Linked DNA regions of Homo sapiens: region 2 is linked to region 1. The links are chromatin loops, found by intact Hi-C in ENCODE. Cell type or tissue: HepG2. All regions are shown on one strand. Each heading gives the region's core, and the rest is flanking DNA. Links, peaks and the distances in the headings are about the cores only.

Evidence for each region. Hi-C counts contacts between places; a loop is a spot of excess contacts. Peaks named below come from ENCODE experiments on the same cell type or tissue, not always from the same donor. Only the 100,000 strongest peaks of a DNase experiment are listed, where the experiment ranks them.
Region 2: it touches region 1 in a loop (8-fold over the local background); 3 of 110 quality-filtered maps call a loop at or near these places.

Annotation. Positions count from the first base shown.
Region 1 is chr3:10,879,235-10,890,038 of GRCh38, reverse strand. The region is part of intron 6 of SLC6A11 (solute carrier family 6 member 11); the gene reads right to left. Among named protein-coding and RNA genes, the nearest start is that of SLC6A11, 68 kb to the right of the region's middle. In HepG2, for the core only: a CTCF peak has its summit at 6,343 (motif pointing right); a DNase peak (open chromatin) is centred at 6,328.
Region 2 is chr3:10,805,610-10,816,413 of GRCh38, reverse strand. It overlaps SLC6A11 (solute carrier family 6 member 11), which reads right to left and starts at 186. Exons shown (of 14, transcript NM_014229.3): 1 at 1-186. The coding sequence starts at 148. In HepG2, for the core only: no CTCF peak of the experiment used is centred there; DNase peaks (open chromatin) are centred at 2,803 and 4,023.

The sequences.
Region 1 (10,804 bases), core at 3,252-8,251:
TTTAATTTCAATTTAAATAGACATATGTGGTTTATGGCTACTGTATGGGACAATGTAGTTCTAGAAAGTGGAAATTGTTGAAGGGATCCATTCCATTCCCTTTGCAGGAAGCTCTGAAGTGATCCTCTCTCTCTCTCTCCCCCCTGGCATGGGAGCGAGGGCAGGTGGGTGGCCCCAACACCCAGGAATTCCTTCTTGCCTAGACTACTTAGCCCCAGAACTTCTGCTTCCTCTGACCACAAGCCCTCACTGGTTTGTCTGACAGGCCTCAGCCTGCCTTCAGTGCTCTCTTAGACCAGTGCTCCTCAAATTTTCATGTGTATAAAAACCACCAGGGGTGTTGCTAAAATGCAGGATCTGATTGAGCAGGCTTGGGATGGGGCCTGAGGGAGTCAGCATGTCTGACAAGCTCCCAAATAAGGCTGGTGCTAGGCCTGGAGACACTTTCAGTAGTAATAAGGTTTTAGAGACAGAAGCTCCTCTGAAAAGGCTACAAACTGTATGATTCCAACTATGTGACAATCTGGAAAAGTCAACACTATGGAGGTTGGGAAAAGATCAGTTCAGGGGAAGGGAGGGCTGAACAGGCAGAGCACAGGGGATATCTAGGGCAGGAAAACTACTCTGTGTGATACTGCAGTGGTGGGTGCGTGACATTACACATTCACTGGAGCTACAACATTGCACATTTGGAGGTACCTCCAAACCCATAGGAGGTACAACACCAAGAGAGAACTCCAATGTCAACTATGGATTTAATTAATAATAATAAATCAATATTGGCCCCTTGATTATAGCAAATGTATCACCCAAATGCAAGATGTTCCTAATATGGGAAATGGGTGTTGGGAGGAGGTGTGGGGTGTATATGGGAGCTTTCTGTACCTTCTGCTCCATTTTTCTGTAAACTTAAAACAGCTAAAATTAATAAAAATCTATTAATCTAAAAAAACTATACTTAATCTGCAAAATTTAATGTGCAATTTTGGAGAGGGGGGTTAAAGATCCTCCCCCACTTAAAAACTCCTGTCTGAGAAAACAGGAAATGTGTCTTACTCATCCTCCCCACCCAACCTCCACCCCACTCCCACAGTGCCCAGGAAATATCTAGCAAGAATGGATACTTGGTAAATTTCTCCTGATTAATTTAAAAAGCAAAGCCTGGCATCATGCCTGGCATACAGTAGGTACTCAACAAATATTTGGTGGATGAATAAACATAAGGTGGGCATTCTAACAAAACAGCCTGAGAATACCTGAAGACAGGCACTTGGTTGTTCCTCTTTTGTGCTGGCACAGCTCAGCTCATGACTCTCCAAGGTTCTCACCAGCCCCTGCCGTGGCAACATCTCTCCTCTATGAGACAGCAAAATTCTCAAGGGTGAAAACACCACCATTTCATCCCTGTACTCTCACTGCGTGGCTGGGCCTTGCACACAGTACGTGCACCTTGAATGTTTGCTGACATCTCTTTGAAGTGACTCCACTGTCTCCTTACTGTGTTGATCCTCTTGAACTTCTGGAGGTAGCCAGACAAACTCACACGATGGCACTAGCTCCAGCCACAACTGCCCATAGGCTGTAACATCACAGCTGCCAGACCCCCATGACATTGCAAAGCCTTCTCCATCCTCAGTCAGATTCTTCCTTGCCATACTCCTCGAAACTCAAGGTCATTTGATAGCAGCCTCATTTTCCCCCAATCTGGCTGTATTCTCCAAATTCATTCTATTCGCTTGCCCTTTCTAAACAGCTATAATGTGCTTTTTCACCTAACCTTAACAAATCTGCAAGGAGGAAGGAGATGAGTAAAGGATAAGGCTCTCTCCTCTAGAAGCTTACGAGAGATGAAACTGAGGCTCAGAGAGGGTGAGCCTTCCGCCTAACGTCACACAGTGGAGAATGAAGAGCAGGCATTCACATGCTGCTCTGAAAACTCATACTCTTCATTGATGAGCTTTGCTGAGCCTCTCTCTTATCTGAGTAATCTTCTGAAATTACAGCTCTTTTCATGCCAGTCATCTCTTGTTCAAAAACATTCAATAGCTCTCTCCAGACCAATGAATGAAATCTGAACTCTCTGGCTTTGCAGTCAAGGTTCTTAATGAAGAGGCTTCAGTCTACTGACTTCATCTTATTTCTTATGATTCCCTATCACAAAGTCTATCCTGTAGCTACACTGAACTACAGACCATTTCCTGCATATCTGCAGACTTTCCACCTCTGATCTTTGCTTCTTTCTGAAAAGACTTTTCTTCCTAATCCTGCAGAGATCAAATCAAAGACTGTCTGTTTCAGCAGGGCACGGTAGCTCACACCTGTAATCCCAGCACTTTAGGCTGAGACGGGCAGATCACTTGAGGTCAGGAGTTTGAGACAAGCCTGGCCAACATGGTGAAACCCTGTCTGTACTAAAAATACAAAAATTAGCCAGATGTGGAGGCGCACAGCTGTAATCCCAGTTGCTCAGGAGGCTGAGGCAGGAGAATCACTTGAACCCGGGAGACAGAGGTTGCAGTGAGCCGAGATCAGGCCATTGTACTCCAGCCTGGGTGACAGAGTGAGACTCCATCTCAAAAAAGAAAAAAAAGAAAAGACTGTGTGTTTCATAAAGTCTTTTCCAGGACATGTGACTGAAAATAATGTTGTTCTTCTCTGATTGTCTATGTTCCTTTATCTGAATCACTATATGGCATCCACCATCCATCCATCCATCCATCCATCCATCCATCCATCCATCATCCATTTATCATCCATCATCCATTCATTAACCATCCATCCATTCATCATCCATCCATGCATCTATCTATCCATCTGCCCATTCATTATCCATTTATCATTCATCTATCCATCTGTCCACCTATCATCCATCTACCCATTCATGCATCCATCTATCATCTATCTGTGCATCCTTCCTTCCATCCATCCATCCATCCATCCATCCGTCTGTCTGCCCATCCATCCATCCATCTGTCCATACATTCATCCAGTGCTGACTGGGAGCCTCTCATGCACCAGGCTCTGTGTCAGGTGCTGAGAAGTTCACAGCGGATAAGACAGACAAATTCTTTGCTCACATGGAGATCACTTTCTTAATGGGGATATTAACAATGAACACATCAACAAATAAGCATGAGATTACTTCAGACAGCCATCAGCCCTGTGAATAAAATAAAACAAGGGCTTTGTTAGGTCATAGGGTCTAGGGAGAGATTTTTTTTTTTTTTTTTTGAGATGGAGTCTCGCTCTTGTTGCCCAGGCTGGAATGCAGTGGCATGATCTTGGCTCACTGCAACCTCCACCTCCCTGGTTTAAGCAATTCTCCGGTTTCATCCTCCCCAGTAGCTAGGACTACAGGCACATGCCATCATGCCTGGCTAATTTTTGTATTTTTAGTAGAGATGGGGCTTCATCATATTGGTCAGGCTGGTCCGGAATTCCTGACCTCAGTGATCCACATGTCTTGGCCTCCCAAAGTGTTGGAATTACAGGCATGAGCCACCATACCCAGCCTAGTGAGGGACGTTTGAGCTCATGTGGTCAGAGGTGACCTGACTTTGGAGCTGAGATCTGCAGGATGACAGGGAGCCAGCCACAGGAATATCTCAGGGGAGAGTGATCCAGGCAGAAGTCAGAGCCCTGCAACAGAATTGATCCTGGAATGCCCAAGGCTGTATGGGACAGGGACCAGGCCACAGAGGGCTCCTTGACCATGGCCACGGGGAGCAGTCTTGATTTGAATCCTGAAGCAAGAGGATGCAGCCATGGGGTGGTGAGCAAGGGAGTCGATCTCTGCTTCTGGTCACACCAGAGTAACAGGGATCAGCCCAGCCCTCCTGCCATAGCAACTATTAAAGCAGACAAAATAACGGAAACCACTATTTTCAGGTAGTAGACAATGTGCAGGGCTAGACTGCAATCCTGAGAGATGGGAACCCCTGAGAGGGTTTGCCCATCCTGCTGCTTGGTCACTACTTCCTGACCACCATGCAGAGAGCTGAGTCTGAGCATAGCATGCAGTCTCCCTGGGCAGAGGAGGCAGTGCCAGAGTGAGGACAGTGGGAACAGCTGGAATCCACAGTGGGAGTGCTGGAAAGGGAGCTGTGCACAGAGGGGACCCAGAAGTCCATGTGGAGGCTCTCTGTGAGGCTGGGCTGGCTAGGTGGGACCGCTCAAGGCTCACCAGAGAGCATTGCTACAGAGATGAGTAGAATAGAGACCCTGGAGTCTGGATGCTGATGGCAGGGGGAGGGAGGCAAGGGGATGGGGGCTCCCAACCCTGCCACAGTGGAGAGATCTGGTCAACCCCAAGTTTTCATGCTTGGCACTCAGCTGAGACACAGAAAGACCTCACCATAGGAGCAAGAACCATGTCCTAGGGCAGGGTATCTCAACCTCAGCACTACAGACATCTGGGACCTGATTTTTTTTTTTTTTTTTTATCATGGGGGCTGTCCTGTGCATTGTAAGATGTTTAGCAGTACCCCGGGCTCTACCCACTACATGCTGGTAACATCCCCTAATTGTAACCATCAAAAAATGTTTCTAGACATTACCAAATGTCTCCTGGGAGGTAAAGCTTCCTCAGTTGAGACCCATGCTCTAGAGTCAGAACGACTTTACACTCATCCTAATTAAGTCTAAAGCCAAGCCCTGATGAGATTTATAGGGGAGGCAGAGCTTGGAATCCTATCAAGTCCTATTGAGTTAGAGGGGCTTGGGAACAGTCCAGATTTCTACAGACCTGCACTAAGAAAACAAAGTTGAGCCTACACAAGGTTAAGGTGGTCATCTAGTAATTCAACTACGTAGTATAAAAGATTTTAAAGAAGCTACTATAAATATATAATATAAATGCATTCAAATAATTAAAGGAAAATGCATTCAAAGAACAATGCCAGAAGGTTGTACGATCCAGGATCCCTTTTAACAAGCTCCCTTGGTCTGCCATGTGAGAAAGGGAGCAGCGGTGATCAAGAGGAGATAGAAGCCCACCTTGGAGGTGATTTGATTCTATTCTATTCACTCGGAGGAGGCCGACTTGTGCCTCAGTTGTTCAGGCTGCACTTAACTTAGTATGCTCAACCTTGGTAGATACTCTCAAAGTGGGGGACTGACAAACTAAAGCAGATAAGTGAAGAAAGAATAATCAAATTATAGAATGAATGAATGTCTCAACATTGGGAACCAGGTGAGTAGAACGTTGTCCCAAAGTAGAGGTAACAGGCCTCCCTCTCAGAGGGGCCAACTGGAGGCTGACAAGGTTACCACAGAGAAGATTCCTGCGCTGAATGGAGATTAAAGCTGCCCAAGGCTAAGATTCTAGGATTCTTGCAAAGTTGTCACATAGGTTTGGGATGCTCAGAGATTCCAGAGCCGGAATGCCAGCCCAGGACTGGGCAGGGATAGAGAGAGGTCAGGAAAATCAGACACGACACAGTTTCAGTACCGTATCCCTCACACAGCCAAGTCAGACTCACCTGGGTTCAGCTGCTGGCTGTGCAAGCTTCAGCCCCTCAGAGCCTCAGTCCTCTCATTGGTAGAGCCTTTAAGACACAGGCTTTAAAATTCTCATGACTTATAAGATGATGTAAAAAGACCTCAGGTCCTATCTTATAGGTCATAAGAATTTTACCTATATATAGCATTTAGCTCCTATGTCTAAAATATAATAATTTTCAACTATTTGCTGATTGGATAAATTAAAAGACAAGTTTCTAAAGCACAGTACCTGGCATAAAGTCAGCAATCAATCAATGATAACCAGCATCAGTAGTTTTATGAGTACCCAAGCAGCGTTTCAACCTCCAGGACTGTGGATCATAAGACACTGCTGAAACAGCCAGGAATGAAACAAGAAAAGAATAAACATCCACTACCTTTAAGCGTGCATGATGTTAGATCAGTGATGCATCTCTAATTACAGAGGAATTTACCCTCTGACTGGAAGGAGTACACCTGTCAGGTCAGTTCCAACCTCAGCACCGCCCGGCACCACTGTTGTCATTGGCTTAATCATGTGTCTGTGTCAAGAGACTGTCATTTCCTTGAAGATAAGCGCCATGTGTGATGATCTGATTTTACATTCCAGTGCTTGGTATTAGGAACAATGAAACTAACTCAGGAACAAATACATTGAAAGGAAACCTTGGGGGATTTTCAGTCTCAAGTAGTGGCCCCCACCTCAGTGAGGGCCACTACTTTGCAATATTTTCAAAACCGTATATAATGTCTCTGTGTTGATGTCGATATGGACATTTTTGTTTGAAAGTCCAACAGCCAGAAGGCCCAATCTTCTTTGGGTCCTTGCTTAGAATCAGAGTACACTGCCACCAGGTGGCAGCAATTCCATGGTAACATCTGTGAGGTTCAGCAGGTAGGGTCTTGAACTGGGGTCTTGTTTTCCCTGATTCATCTTTTTGTGGGTTGGGGAGGCAGGGAAGATTTGGTGTTCTGAGGTGCTCTCACAGTGTGGGCATCTTTCATCCCAGCTCCAGAGTTTGGACGCCTTAGTCTCAGGCTCCAGTTCCCTGCACAGAGGAGGTGGATCTGGGGAACTGGTGCACCAGTGCCCGGAGAAAGCAGACCCCACCATTTGGATCTGTGACAGGCCTTTCTGTTCTTGCCCTGAAAACACACACTTGAAACACAATGATGAGTGAGAGGAGCGGGAATCTGGGGCAGGAACAATGTGATTTCTTGCAAGATCCCCTCAGCTCCCCAAAGACTGAAAAGACAGAAAGTAAAATTTTGAGGGCAAAAAATGGAGTGGAAGCACTTCACACTTCAGAGAGAACACGGGGCTGACAGTGAAGACCAACAAATGTTTAGAAAATTATAACAGACCACGGAATGCAAATTGCTGGGGGACAAAAGCGGCAAGCTGCTGTGTCGCTTCAAGTTCTTGACGAGAAACTTAATTTACTGGATCCACAATAAAGGTCCTCGGTTCCAAGTTCAAAGCGCCCCCCCACCTCCCCGCCCCCCGCCCCCTTGGGCTGTGGGGCCCTGACTCGTCCTGCCCAGAGCTGGCAAGGTGGAGGCAAAAATGAGGACTGCCACCGGTGTTCCAGAGCTCTTCTGGCTCCCAGGCCCTAGGCTGGGTGCCAGAAGGGAAACGTGGAGGTGCTCTGGGCCTCATGTGCACACTTGCCCCACTGCCTCCCTGTGCGGCCGATATTCTTACCCACAATGCACAGGTGAGAACCTGGAGCCCAGAGAGGTCAAGGGGCAGGCTGTTGGTCACCATCTGGCCAGTGGCAGCAGAGTGACTCCCATTTCCTCGCCTCCACACCAGATCCCACTACACCAAGAATACCGCTTTCTGAAGAGCACACTCACAACTGCAACCGTAACGCAAAAGAACACAGGCTGTACTAGAAATTGTTCTTCCTTCTGTCTTTCCTTCCTTCCTTTGTTCACTTGTTTGGTCCTTCCTTCGATTCATTCAAAAAATATCTCCTGAGCCCTTCCTGTGTTGCAGGGACTGTTCCAGGTCTGGAGATTGAACAGGGCAAGTAACAGATAAATTCTCCACCTGCATGGGGCGTACATCCTAGTGGGTGGAGAACGGTGATGCAAACTGAATGGCATCTGCGATGGTGATGAGTGCAAGCTGGGAAGACAGATGAGATGCACCAGGAGCACGTGGGGTGGTGGTAAGATTTTAAATAAGGTGGTTGGGACCTTCATTGTGACTGCACCGGTCGGGCGGGCACCCCGTTAGACTTTCAAACAATTTTCACACTTCTCTCTCTTGATCAGTGGAGAAGCTATTCTCCCCACTTCTGCATAAAGAGCAGGAAAGTAAAATGGCTCCCAAGGCTCCAAAGAAGGAGTAGAAATGACTTGCTGTGCCGTCTCAGCCCTCAGGTTTCCTGGCTGAGCTCTTTTCACCCTTTCTGGCTTTACTGGCCGGGAGGGAGGACGAATGGGGCCACCATGAAGGCAGCCACAGCCACCCAGCTCAACACTTTATCAGCCTTCATGCAGAATCCCTGCTGCCCACATGTGGAGGGGCAGGAGCACCCTCCCAGGGAACGTCCTTGTATAAGGCTGGAAGCTGGAGTCCAGAGCTTTGTACCAGTCAGACGCCCTGTGTCCCCTTTAGAAATGTAAATGACACAGCAAATAGGCATGTCTGAGCCCCTTGTAATCCTGAGGGAAGGGGAGCTGGGAATCAGTCTGGAATTAATGGAGATCCTGGATCATGGACGGGCCACAGGGCTAAACTGGGGCTCCTCATCGCTCTGGTGGGGATGTGGGCAGAAGAGTATCCTCTGGGGTGGGAAGGTGCCAACGGACTCTCCTCTACCTGCTGACCTGCACGTGCCCACTTGTCCTGGCCCAGGCCCAGGCTTCATGAACCCCACACATGTTTGCAGAGAAGTGAACTCTGCTGATAACATGCCATCCCCACGGTTATTACTGGAGCACGATGGCAGGCTGGCCCTTCACAGAGCCACAAGAGACAAGGCAATTTTGGGGTTCTAACGCAAGGTACACAAGCTAACAGCCCTCCTGACTTTCCCAGTGGACCTTTCCAGGAAGTTCCTAGAAAGGCAAGAGAGGGAAAGTGATGGTATAAATGCAGCCACTCTACTTTACTTACTTATTTATTTTTGAGACGGAGTCTCGCTTTGTCCCTCAGGCTGGAGTGTAGTGGCGTTATCTTGGCTCCCTGCAACCTCCACCTCCCAGGTTCAAGCAATCCTCCTGCCTCAGCCTCCAGAGTAGCTGGGATTACAGGTGTGTGCCACCATATCTGGCTAATTTTTATATTTTTAGTAGAGACGGAGTTTCACCATGTTGGCCAGGCTGGTCTCAAACTCCCAACTTCAAGTGATCTGCCTGCCTCAGCCTCCCAAAGTGCTGGGATTACAGGGGTGAACCACTGTGTCCAGCCTAAATGCAGTCACTTTAAGCCCACTCTAATGTATAAAAGGCACAAGTCGTTCACAGGCTCTGGTACTCAGATGATTACCAACAACAATTTGCTACTCCTTCTCAACAGACTAAGAATGGAGGAGAACTTCTGGTCTCATCCAACCACACTTCCTTCTTCTTCTAGGGAGGGAACCCCAGAAGAGGTGAGACTCCACCCTTTCCCATCAGACTGCATGCTCCCTGGGGACAAGGAGGCTCTTACTCATTCTACATGCTGAGTAGCTGGCACAGGTGGGGCTGCAATAACTACCAGTAGAACAAATTAAGGAAGGGTTGCTGGGCTCTGGTGATAGATGAATGGGACACATGTTTGTTGTAATCCCTGCCATCCTGGAGTCCATAGACTAGGAAGGACTCCCCACCAAGTGCTCATTTCACCCCCTCCTGGCCCTCAGTCCACCTGAGCTCACCCTCATCCTCCAAGGGACTAGATGGAGCAGCCCTGGGGACCAACGGGGCTCAGAGGCTGGAGACCTGAAAGTATCCTGGAGCTCAGCCTGAGGCTCAGCCCTCTGACTCCCCGCAGGCTTCTCTTCCTCCCCTAATCACCTCTCCTTCCTATTTCCTATTTCTCCACTTGTGGGAGAGATTTTACTGGCTATAGAGTCACCCACTTAAATTTCTCATAGCTGCAAGAGGCCTGAATACTGCAACTGCTGGATTATCCCAAAGACACAAAGGTGCCCATGCTCCCAGACTAGCCCAACAGCCAGGCCTAGGGACACTATCTGGGAACTTTTCTTCGTGGTGCAATTTGAACTGCAGGATCATTTCCAGAAGTACAGGAAAACTAAGGATCATTTTCAGAAAACAAACAAATAATGTGGACTTGCTAAGAGGACAACACTACAAAGAGATACAAGATGGAAACTTTCACTGACTTCCTGATAAAATACTTCCAGTCGACCCCTCTTCCTAATCTACTCTTCCTAACTTTGGGAGCTGTGCCTCAGTTGTCTGTAGGGTGACCATGTGGCTATGGAAGTCCTAAGACTAGCTTAGGATGTTTCTCTACCGCCACAGCACTGTGCCTCAGATGTTGGCCAGCCACCTTCCACCTGCACTACATTTGTCATGTCCATGCTTTTTTTAAATATTTTTTGAACATTTGCCTTTAAATTAGCCTCACTTTTAATCACATATATGACATATATGTGTATGTATGTATGTACAGGTTGAGTATGTCTAATCTGAAAATCTGAAATGCTCCAAAGAGCTCCAATGCTCATTGAAGCATTTCCTTTGAGAGCCATGTCGGTACACAGAAGGTTTCAAACTTTGGAGCACTTAGGGATACTCAACCTGTATATATATGTATGTATGTATATATGTGTATGTATGAGATCATACATATCATATATATAGTCTCATTCTAGCAATAATAGCAATAAAGCCATGATTTTGATATGGTTTATGTCCCGGTTTTATTCCTAATGCCTATAAACATACATACATAATTCAAAAGAAAAAATATTCCTCCATGACTGGGCCATCAAACTTAACCTTCAAGGCCATTGGCTGGGGCAGGCGGGTGCAACCTGTGATTGAGGGAGGAGGGGACATGGCCCCCTAGAGGCTAGGAGCCTTCCTCAAGGTCATATCACCACTGGCAGAGAGCAGGAATGGAAACCAGTGCTTCTTGCTTCTTCATGGGCTGGGTATTCACAAATGGGGACAGTTGGAATTAGGCCACACTGGGCTTCTTCCTGCAGCATACCCCAGCTGCCAAAACACACCAACATACATGGGGTTTTGTTTTCCTTTCCCTCTTGGGGTCGCGATCCTTATTTATGCCACAGAAAATCAGCAGTTACTTTTTGGGGACATAGTTGCTTTTGGGACACACACAAACACACAT
Region 2 (10,804 bases), core at 2,097-7,096, 72 kb after region 1:
GCTCGTGGACCGCCTTGTCGCGCTTGACGCGCGGGTGGCGCGCGGGCGCCGCGCCCCCGCTGCTGCAGCCGCCACCCGGCGCCTCGGACTCCCGCGCCTCCTCAGCAGCCTTCCCATTGCCCAGGGGCAGCGCCTTCTCCGCCGTCATGGCCGCGCTGGCTGCCTCGTGCGCCGGCCCGGCTCTGCGCCGCCGCCCCGGGCGAGCTGGCTTTTCAGGAGGCGCGAGCGGGCGGGAGGGGGAGGCAGGGGGTGGAGCTGAGGGACCGGGCCAGACCAGCGCGGAGACTGGGACTGGGACGCGCCGCGGAGGCCCGGCCCGCAGGGCGCCCACGCCACCTCAGCCCGGCTGGGCCCGGGAGCCCGCGAGCACCTTGAGCGCGCGGAGCCCCTGCAGCGCCCGTCCTTCCCGCGGCCCTGCCCACTGGCCTGCTGGGCCAAGAGTGGAAGCGCCCATTCCGGCCTAGGCCGGCTCCACTCACCAAACCCCAAAGTTCTACCACCGTCCATAACCTTCAAATGCTTGGGCCTCGGTTTCCTGTTTCTAATAAGAGGAATGGGCTCTAGACCAGACTTCTCCAACTTGAACTACACACCAGACACCTGCGGGTCTTGTTTAAACTACACATCACGGTCTAGTAGGTCGCAGTAGGCTGAAGAGCCTGCGTGTCTGACTACCTCCCCAGGGACGCTGATATGTCTGGTCCAGGGACCACACCTTGAGGAAAAGGCAGTAAATGAATTCGTGGCTTCTTCCCAGCCCTAGACACTCTGCAGGTCTTGTTCATACTGGTGTCCGCAGCTCTCAACATAGTCAGGACCGTGTGGCAGTTAAGTGCTTGCGTCTGGAAACAGGTGAATCTAAGTTGTGTGATTTTGGCCAGTCATCTGATCCCTCTGTGCCTCAGTTTCCTGATCTGCAAAAGGTAATATCAGTAGTATCTTGTAAGTTTTAATGTAGGGGATGGATTTTTAGGTAAAAGGTTATTAAGAAATGCTTATAAAGGTCTTGATACCTTGAAAGTGCCCAATGAACATTACCCATTGTTAGTATTATACAATATGTAGACCTACACACATTTGTCCATCTTCTTGTATAATATTTGTCTCCTCACTTAGTTGTAAGGATGATATACACTGTCCTGTTCATTATAATAGCAACATAACCTAGCACAAGACTTGGTGCATAGTATGTGCTCAATAAATGTTTGTGGCTAGAGAGGAAGGGAGGAAGGTAGGAAGAGGAAAAGGGGAAGAAGGAAAGACTATTAAGCTGCTGGGGGCCACAGAGATGAACACTTCCACCTCTTCCATTGCACAGGCCTGGAAAAGTCCAGCCACATTGAGCCCCCACCAACCCTACTCTCCATCTGTCCCTCGGAGCTCCCTCTGGAGCTCTCTTAGGGACAGGCTCCTTGCTTTGAAGCCTTCAAACTCCTGCCTTCCGCTTCTCCTTTCATTCTGGCTCACAACTGCTCAAGTCGCTCCCAACCTCCATCTCCCCAGAAAGCCCTTCCTTCCACCATCTTCCCGTTTCCCCTCCCCCCACTATCATATTTCTTGAAAGAGTAAGTTGACAGGCTGCCAGCCCTGTCTTTACCTCCCACACGTTCCTTGGCCCACAGCAATCTGGCACCCACCCCCACCACTCCTCTGAAAATGCTGTGAAGTCCCGGACGCCCTCTCAATTTGGCAAATTCTACGGTTCCTTTTCCATCCCTATCCTGCCTGGCCTCTAGGTAACTTTCTGCACCATTGCTCCCTCCTTTGCTTCTTAAAATTCCCACTGGTGTGGTTTTCTTGGCATTGCCTGGCGCAGCTACCATTTCTCTCCCTGCTTCTCTGGTTCTCCTTTCTCTCTCCTTAAATTCAGCCTTTCTCATATCTTGAACCACTGAACTAAATGTGGGTGCCTCCCAAACCTCTGTCCCCATGTGCTGCCTAGGTTATGTTTAAAAGCAAAGATCCTGCGGTGTTCAGGGTGAGACTATACTGAATTCAGATGGATGTGGCTTTGCATTCAAGCTCTGCCCCTTAGGTGCTCTGTTACCTCTTTGCCTCATGCTTCTCACCTGTTAAGTGGGCTTCACATGAGTTCTGACCTCACAGGGTGGGTGTGTGGGTTAAAAGCCTCAGTAGGAGCTCTGTGAACAGTAGCTATTATTGTTGTTTATTATTATTTTTTAAAAGATGGAGTCTCACTCTGTCACCCAGGCTGGAGGTGCAATGGCACAATCTTGGCTCACTGCAACCTCCACCTCCCAGGTTCAAGCGATTCTCCAGCCTCAGCCTCCCGAGTAGCTGGGATTACAGGTGCCCACCACCACACCCAGCTAATTTTTGTATTTTTAGTAGAGATGGGGTTTCACCATGTTGGCCAGGCTGGTCTTGAACTCCTGACCTCAGGTGATCTGCCCGCCTCAGCTTCCCAAAGTGCTAGGATTACAAGCGTGAGCCACCACACCTGGCCAGTAGCTATTGTTTTTATTGTGAGGAGGAGGAGGATGGTTAGTTCATTCCCTTGCTTAAAAGCCCTAATGGGAGGCCAACAACCTGGCCAGTAGCTATTGTTTTTATTGTGAGGAGGAGGAGGATGGTTAGTTCATTCCCTTGCTTAAAAGCCCTAATGGGAGGCCAACATAGCAAGACCCTATCTTTAAAATTAAAAAAAAAAAAATACTTAGCCAGACGTGGTAGTGCACACCTACAGTCCCAACTACTCAGGAGGCTGAGGCAGGAGGATGGTATAAGCTTGAACTCCCCCAGGAGTTCTAAGCTGCAGTGAGCCATGATCATGTCACTGCATTCCAATCTGGACTATGGCACAAGACCTTGACTGCAAAAACAAACAAAAAAACCTTCATTGGACTTCCTTTTCCTACAGGATAAAACCAAATTCCTGGCCCTAATATTCAAAATTCCCCCTCAATCAAATTGTCCCAGCCTTTCCTTCTACCATTTTTGAATGCCATTTTTCTCCCACACTAAGACTTCGTTATTTTTATTTTCTTTTTGATGATCCTCAATGCTGTGTATAGAATGGGCAATAAAGGAAGGAATTTTTCTTTGACCTCAATGATCTTACACAGAGTAGGCACATAAGTAGCTAGGAGTCTATTTGTTAAACGAACAAGTACATCAAAAGTTAGACATATTCCTGGCCAGGCATGGTGGCTCACGCCTGTAATCCCAGCACTTTGGGAGGCCAAGGCAGGCGGATCACGAGGTCAGGAGATCAAGACCATCCTGGCTAACACGGTGAAACCCCATCTCTACTAAAAATATAAAAAATTAGCTGGGCGTGGTGGCAGGCACCTGTAGTCCCAGCTACTTGGGAGGCTGAGGCAGGAGAATGGCGTGAACCCAGGAGGCAGAGCTTGCAGTGAGCCGAGATCATGCCACTGCACTCCAGCCTGGGCTACAGAGCGAGACTCCGTCTCAAAAAAAAAAAAAAAGTTAGACATATTCCTGAATCTTACTATTGCAATATTAGGCTGTCACTCCAGAATCTGTGCAAAGCTCCTTTGAAACTAATTACATTTTCGCTTTGTGCTGGTGCTCAGCATAATTAGCTCCAGGAATTGACTTCCTCTGAGCAGCTGTGATTCTACCAGACCTGCTTGGGAAGTAACACTGAACCAGCATGAGAGGGCTGAAGCTGGCCATCATCTGGTCTGGGACCCAGGCCCAGTTCTGCTGATGGATGGTTCTGTGGTGTTGGATACATCGCCCAATCTCTAAGCTCTGGTGTCCTCGTTTCACTCAAATGAGCACAATTATTCCCATGTTCCAGGGTGGTCATCAAGGCAAAATGAGATCACACTCAGGGAAGAACGTTGTACAAATACTGATGTTGCAAACTCACCTCTCAGGTTTGAATGGTTCCCTTTGTAAAAGTTAGCCAGGTCAATTTCCTATTTGAATTTAGTAAGTAAATATTTAAAGTCCATCTCCTTGGTTATTTTATGGCCCTTAAAAAGCCTTGATCTTTTTACTCTGTCCTTATCCAGAAGAGCCCACATCCACTTCATCATTGCAGGACCTCATCTCTAGACCTTTGCCACTTCATCATTTCTTTGTTGAGGGACAGTGGGCTGAAGAGCACACACTGTCTGTGGGGTCGATATACAGGGATTGGGACACAAATGGGACACACATCTTATCCCCAGGGCTGGCCCTGATGCAACAGAGCACAGTGGGTAAGAATGTTGGTTCTGCAGTCACACTGCCTGGTTTCAAAGCCAACTCCAAATGACCTTGGAAAATGACTTCATGTCTCTGAGTTTTCATTTCCTTATCTGTAAAATCAGGGTAGTAGTAGTATCTACCTTTTAGTTGTCATGAGGATTAAGTGGGTTAGTATTTGTAAAGCACTTGGATTTGTGCCTGATATAGACATGTTTGTTATAAGCAGTCTTCAGGGGACAGAAATGTCATAACTCCCTTATTCCTTTCTTGGGGCAAGCACTCAATGTCTTCCATCTTCTGGAAACAGCAGCTGCTGTCCTGAGGCTCATTTAAACTTCAGCATTGCTCATTCATTCATTCATTCACCAAATGCTTTGGTTCTTTTTTTTTTTTTTTTTTTTTTTTTTTTTTTTTTTTTTTTTTTTTTGGATTTTCAGTAAAGATGGGGTTTTACCATGTTGGCCAGGCTGGTCTCAAACTCCTGACCTCAAGTGATCTGCCTGCCTTGGCCTCCCAAAGTGCTGGAATTACAGGCGTGATCTACCATGCCCGGCCTTGCTTTGGCTCTTTAATTATTTTCCAGATGCAATATCAGTCACTAGGGAGCAATACCAAGTATAAGGCCCACCTCAATGGTATGCTAGAGCTGGCTCAGACTAGCTCATGACAGCTGATTATTGCGTTTTCAGGGATTTTGCATGGCGCCATTGTTGGTGTCTTGAAATCTTCCACGGTGGTTGTATTTACACTGTGGGAATTTGCAAGTGCCACAGATCAGCCCTATGCACCCCAGCCAGTGTGCAAGCCCCATTGCAGGATGGCGGCAGAGGTAGAAGTTAACCAAGCCATCACAGAAATGAAAGTTAGAGGTGCTGGGCGACGTACAAGGGAAAGGGCTGCATTGCTATAGAGCTTGTAACCCAGCAATCTGGCCTTGGCAAGGAGAAAAAGGAGAGGTCCCTGAGCAAGTGACAGATGAGCAGGAGCCTGAAGGGAGAAGAACAGTGAACTGGACAAGGAGGGTCTGGGGTTCTGGAGGATGCTCGCCAGTGTGAAGGCTGGAGAGCATGGTGTGGAACAAGATGCGCTTGAAGGTGAAGCATTTTTAGCAGTGGGTGCCATGAGAGCACATTCACATTGTAGAAAGGTGACTTCTGCCGCAGTGTGAAAAGTAGATTATAGGGTGGGGTGGTGGTCGGGGGGCGGTGAAGGAGCTACCGCACTGGTCCAAGCAAGAGGTGATGGCAGCTTAGACTGGAGAAAGGAGAGTGATACTGAAGGCTAAACTCACAGGACTTGACTAGGTCTGGATATGAGGGTGAGGGGAGGGAAGATGTCAAGAACATCTCCTGGGTTAGTAGAGCTACAGCAGCCCATCGAGAGGGTAAAAGTCTCCCTCCACTTTGTGCCAATGCACCCACAGTTGTCTCACTTAGGGTGTGATAAACCAGAACCACTGGGTCAGTGGACTGTCTTCAGATGTGTAGATGGCTGCTAAACCAAAAGCCTACATGGCGAACCAGAATTGGAGAGGAAGCAGGAAGGAGTTAGATGCCAGGAAGAACTTCCTACAAGTCATTCAGTGACAGAATAATCTGCCCCAGGCATGGTGAGCCACACGGGAGAGGTAGACTTAGAAGCTGGGCTGTCATAGCCTAAGGCAGGGATACCATGAGGGGACTTCCCAGTCACTAGAGTCTGATATGGGATTTCTGAATCATGAGAGTCTGCAATTGTAATGTTCTGTAAAACCCTTATCTTGTTACTACCACCAGACTTTTTCTAGTAGGTTTGCACGTATGATCCCAATTCTTCACCCTTCCCTATATGCATGCCATCTGCCATGTAACTTTGCAGCGCCCCCGGCAATACACAAGTTCAGCCATATGACTTGCTTTGGCCAGTAGAATGAGGCAGAATTGATACACTGATATGTGTCAATCCCAAGCCTTGTGTTCTTCGACTTCTGCCATGACCACAGAAGGATGTCCCCAGGTCAGTCTGCGGGTCCAAGAGGAAAACTAGATACACACAGAGTAGAATGGCCCCAGCTGAGATGCCCCCAGGAAATCCCAGACTAATGCAGAGGCCTCACCAGACTCAAAGACGTATGAGCAAACCCAACCCACATCAGCCAACCTCCAGCCTCATGACTTACAAGCTACAATAATAAATGTCTGCTGCTTTGAGCCACCAAGTATTGGCTTCTGCTCATGCCCTTCCCCTTTCTGAAAGCTCCTCTCTGCTTATCAGATATAACCCATCCTCTTAAGCCCGGGTTAATGCTTACCTTCTGGATGAATTCTAAAATGATTTCTCTACCCTCTCAACTCTCAGGGCTCCTTGATGACAGTAATGCCCAAGATGAAGCATCATTTTGCAACCTTTACATACCCAGATTTAGGAGCTACCCTGGCCAGGTAACTGTAGAAACATTTCTTCCTTTGATGCCCTCAGTGCTGATTCGGGACATGATCTTTTTACTGTTAGGGCCAGAATCAAGATGGAAGGATGGGGCGACCTCTCCTGGTAACATGTCCTTTCCTTTACCCATTGGCAATCTCCTAAATTTTTACACCATATACTCATCTTCTGCCACAATGCCTAAGACATTTCTTTGAAAGAATAAAATACTATAAGAACTGCCCATTTTGTTCCACTGAAATATTTGGATGAGTGAACATGAACAGGTGATAATTCTATTTGTATACTATTTCTATTTGTAGTAGCGAATTATTGTTCCCAACTTCTCACTCCCTCATAATCATATTCTACATCCTCACTCCTGCTGTGGCCCATGGTCGACAGACTTTGCTTCTCCAGACCTTGACTTTGGGCTCAGCCATATGACTCACTTTGGCCAAGCAGAGGTTTGAAATGTGCTTGCATAGTTGGGCTTGCCCCCTTATCTGCCTACATTACTGTGGGAAGAACACTCTTCACTTAGCTGCTGCCTCTCCAGACTGGGCCCCAAAAGGAGATAATGGAGCAGAGATGACTTAGCCAAAACTTCAGATCCATAGCCTGAAGTAGAGCTGCCTCAGCCAACCTACAATCACAGGAATGAGAGATAAATGCTCATTGTTATTTGCCACTGAGATTTCGAGATTGTTACGCAGTACAGCTGACTGATACACTTAGCACAGCCTGTGCTTAGGCCCTCATGTACCCTGTCTCTATTATGCTGCACAGCATTATGGGGTAGGGGTGGTAATATCTTTACAGATAAAGAGACTGAAGCTTAGGTTGAGCAACTTGTCCAAAATCACACAGTGGAGCCAGAATTCAAGCCCAGTTCTCTGACTTATACTCTACATCCTAGAGGGTCCCACTTCAGTCCTCTTCTAGCCAGAAGAGGTTTCACCCACATGAAGTTTGTCTTCCCTAATTGATTTAAGTAGAAAATAGATGGAACAAAGGGGAAGTTCATGTCCTTTTTTTTATCTGAGGGGAAAAGCCCAAGAATGTCAGCTTAAAACTTTATCATTGGGCTGGGCACGGTGGTGGCTCATGCCTGTAATTTCAGCACTTTGGGAGGCTAAGGTGGGAGGATTGCTTGAGCCCAGGAGTTAGAGACAAGCCTGGGCAATATTGTGAAATATTTTTATTTTGTTTTTAAAAATAATCTTTGTGTCCTGGATGCTAACCTGGGAAGAAAAGCCCCTATGTGGGCCCTGTTTCTGTGAGAGAATGCTTTCCAAGTTCCAAAACACTGAGTTTATACTTGGCCTTTGTGCTACAGTTCTTCTGGATGTGGGCAGCATCTGTGTGTGTGAATGCACACAGTTCCCTCTGTTCTGAGCTTCCCTCTGTTTAATCTCCTTGATATCCTGGCTCAGATGTCTAAAGTCAGTGGTCTGTCATAGATGTTCACCTACAGGTAGGCTTTCAGGACCATTGCATCCAGCCACACAGGCTGTGCATGCTCAGCTCCAGGGACACCATTCACATGGTCACTCTGCAGTGCCCCCTGGAGTTGTGCAACAGGGGGACCCTGAGCCCCATATTATAGGTCAAAACTGCCCTTAGGTCATTCAGCTGGTAAACTGCCCTGCCACCCTTGTGAAATTAATCATGTATTTCTTGATGATTATAAGCCCATCAGCTTCAGATGTACAGTGCCTTGTAGCTGTATATCAAGGCCCAAACATTTCTTAGAGAGGATCGTAAACTAAGAACCGAACAACTGTTAAAGCTACATACAGCCCCAAATCATAACTGCTTGGTTCAGAGTCTCTCTGGAAACAATAATACCCTAAGCAATATTTTCTACCACTTTCTTTATTGTGACCCATCACACACACACACACACACACACACACACACACACACACACACACACAGACACACACACAATAATGGGGGAACTTTAAAAGAAATTTTCCTGGTAATCTAATACCTTCATCTCAGAGCAAGCCCCCAGTTGCCCCTAAAACCAGCAATGACTATTGTGTGTCTACCATGTGCCAAGCAATGTGCTATGTGCTGGTGGCTCAGAAATGGTTTTGGCCTTTCAGTGACATTAAAAAGATAATAAATGTAACTAACCTGTACAATGTGCACATGTACTCTAGAACTTAAAGTATAATAATTTAAAAAAAAAGATAATAAGCTGGTATGGCAGGCACTCAAACAGAGATGGGTACGGGGTTCTGTGAGGACACAGGGAAAAAGGGAAACCCTCCTTCTGGGGGATTGCATAAGACTTTGGGGGCAAGGTAACATGTAATACTAAACCCTTGAATTATGAGTGGGGAAAGGAGAGAAGGCTATTCCAGGCAGAGGGAACAGTGTAGGCACCAGATATGGGAAAGTGCCTGGTGGGCTTGAGGGCATCAAGTACCTAGAACATGTGGTTACTAGGTGCTTTAAATGTGGCTGGTCCTAATGGAGCTGTATAAAACACAGTCTAGATTTTGAAGACTTGGTATTTTTTAAAAGAATGTAAAATGTCTCATTAATATTTTAATAATGATTACATATTGAAATGATATTTTGGATATATTGGGTTAAATAAGTAAATTAATCTCATTGTTTTCTTCATATTTTTAAAAGTGTGGCTCCTAGAATACTTTAAATTACTACTAGGGACTGAATTGCATTTCCCTAAAATTCATATGTTGAAGCCCTAACTCCTAGTACCTGAGAGTGTGACTGTGTTTGGAGATAGGACCTTTAAAGAGGTGATTAGGGTTAATGGAGGACTCCATCCAATAGGACTAGTGTCCTTATGAGAAGAGGAAGAGACAGTGATGTGTGTGCCCAAGGGAAAGGCCATGTGGGGACACAGGGGAAGGTGGCCACCCATAAGCCACAGAGAGAGGCATCTGAAGAAGCCAACCCTGCTGACACCTTGATCTAGGACATCCAGCCTCCAGAACTGTGGGAAAATAAACTTCTGTTGTTTAAGTCATCTAGTCTGTAGCATTTTTGTTATAGTCACCCTAGCAAGCTAAGAATACTACTTATGTGACTCATGTTATATTTCAATTAATGGGGATCAATCTGGAAAAGTTGGGGCACTAGAAGGCAATAAATTCAGATTTGAGCCTTTTGTTCAGCTATGGGATGAAATGAGCCTGTGGACCTGCCTGATGTGCCACATGACTCACAAAACCCACCACTTGCTGCTATGTGAGCCCTGGCATCTTCCCACTCTTACATTCCCTGTGCAGTCTCTGAAGCATCCGTGGCTTTGACCCTGACACCTATGTGGTTGTCATACTCCCTGGAGTGGCAGCCCGAGCAGTGAGCATGCCTACTTTTCTAAGCCAGCACTGTCCAGTTGAGATATAAAGAGAGGAGGACTTGACTCTCATTCCTGGGCTACCTGGGAAAAAAAAATCGGCCCATGCTGCAAACCCAATTTAAGTACCCAGAAGCCAACCAAGTAAGTTCTTGGCTGGGCTATTTTAGGTCTCAAATTGGAGATATCGCCAAATCCAAGTCAGATGGCTTCCTGCCTGAGTCTGGGTATTCAGCTGTGACTTAGAGATTAGGCACCCCCCGTGGGCCATTTGCTTCACATCAAGCTGTGAGTTATGATGTGCTGTGCCCAAGTCTAACTGCCCATCTGTTCTCCTCTTTGGAGAATGGCAAGGGTACAGGTGTCTGTCACTGCCCCAAGCAGATCTTTCTCAGCTGTCTCTTTTGCAGTTTCCCTCATTCAGTCCACACGACAAATAGTGTGGTTTGTATTCTCATTATCTCCAATTTACATTTGAGCAAACCAAGACTGGAAGAGTTTGAATAACCCACATAGTTTGTAAGTGGAGTCAAAGAGACTTGCACGTGGGTCTCCTGACTCTAGAACCATCTTTTCATTGCCCAACCTGGCCTCAGTCTTATAGTGTCATCTGGCTTCCCAAGCTTCAATCATAAGACTGTATTAGTTAAGATAATGCTGGTGGCTATACCAGATAAACTCTGAAATCTCAGTACTTTAACACCTTTGAGGTTTATTCTTACTTATGCAAAGTCCTATGCAGATGCTTGGCAGACAGCCTTCCATGCAGTGATGCAGGGATCCAGATTCTACCCATGCTGGGGCTCTATCATATTCAACATGGGGCTCCCAAGATCTCTGTGGGGGACTTCCCATTGGAGGATGTGAGGGACA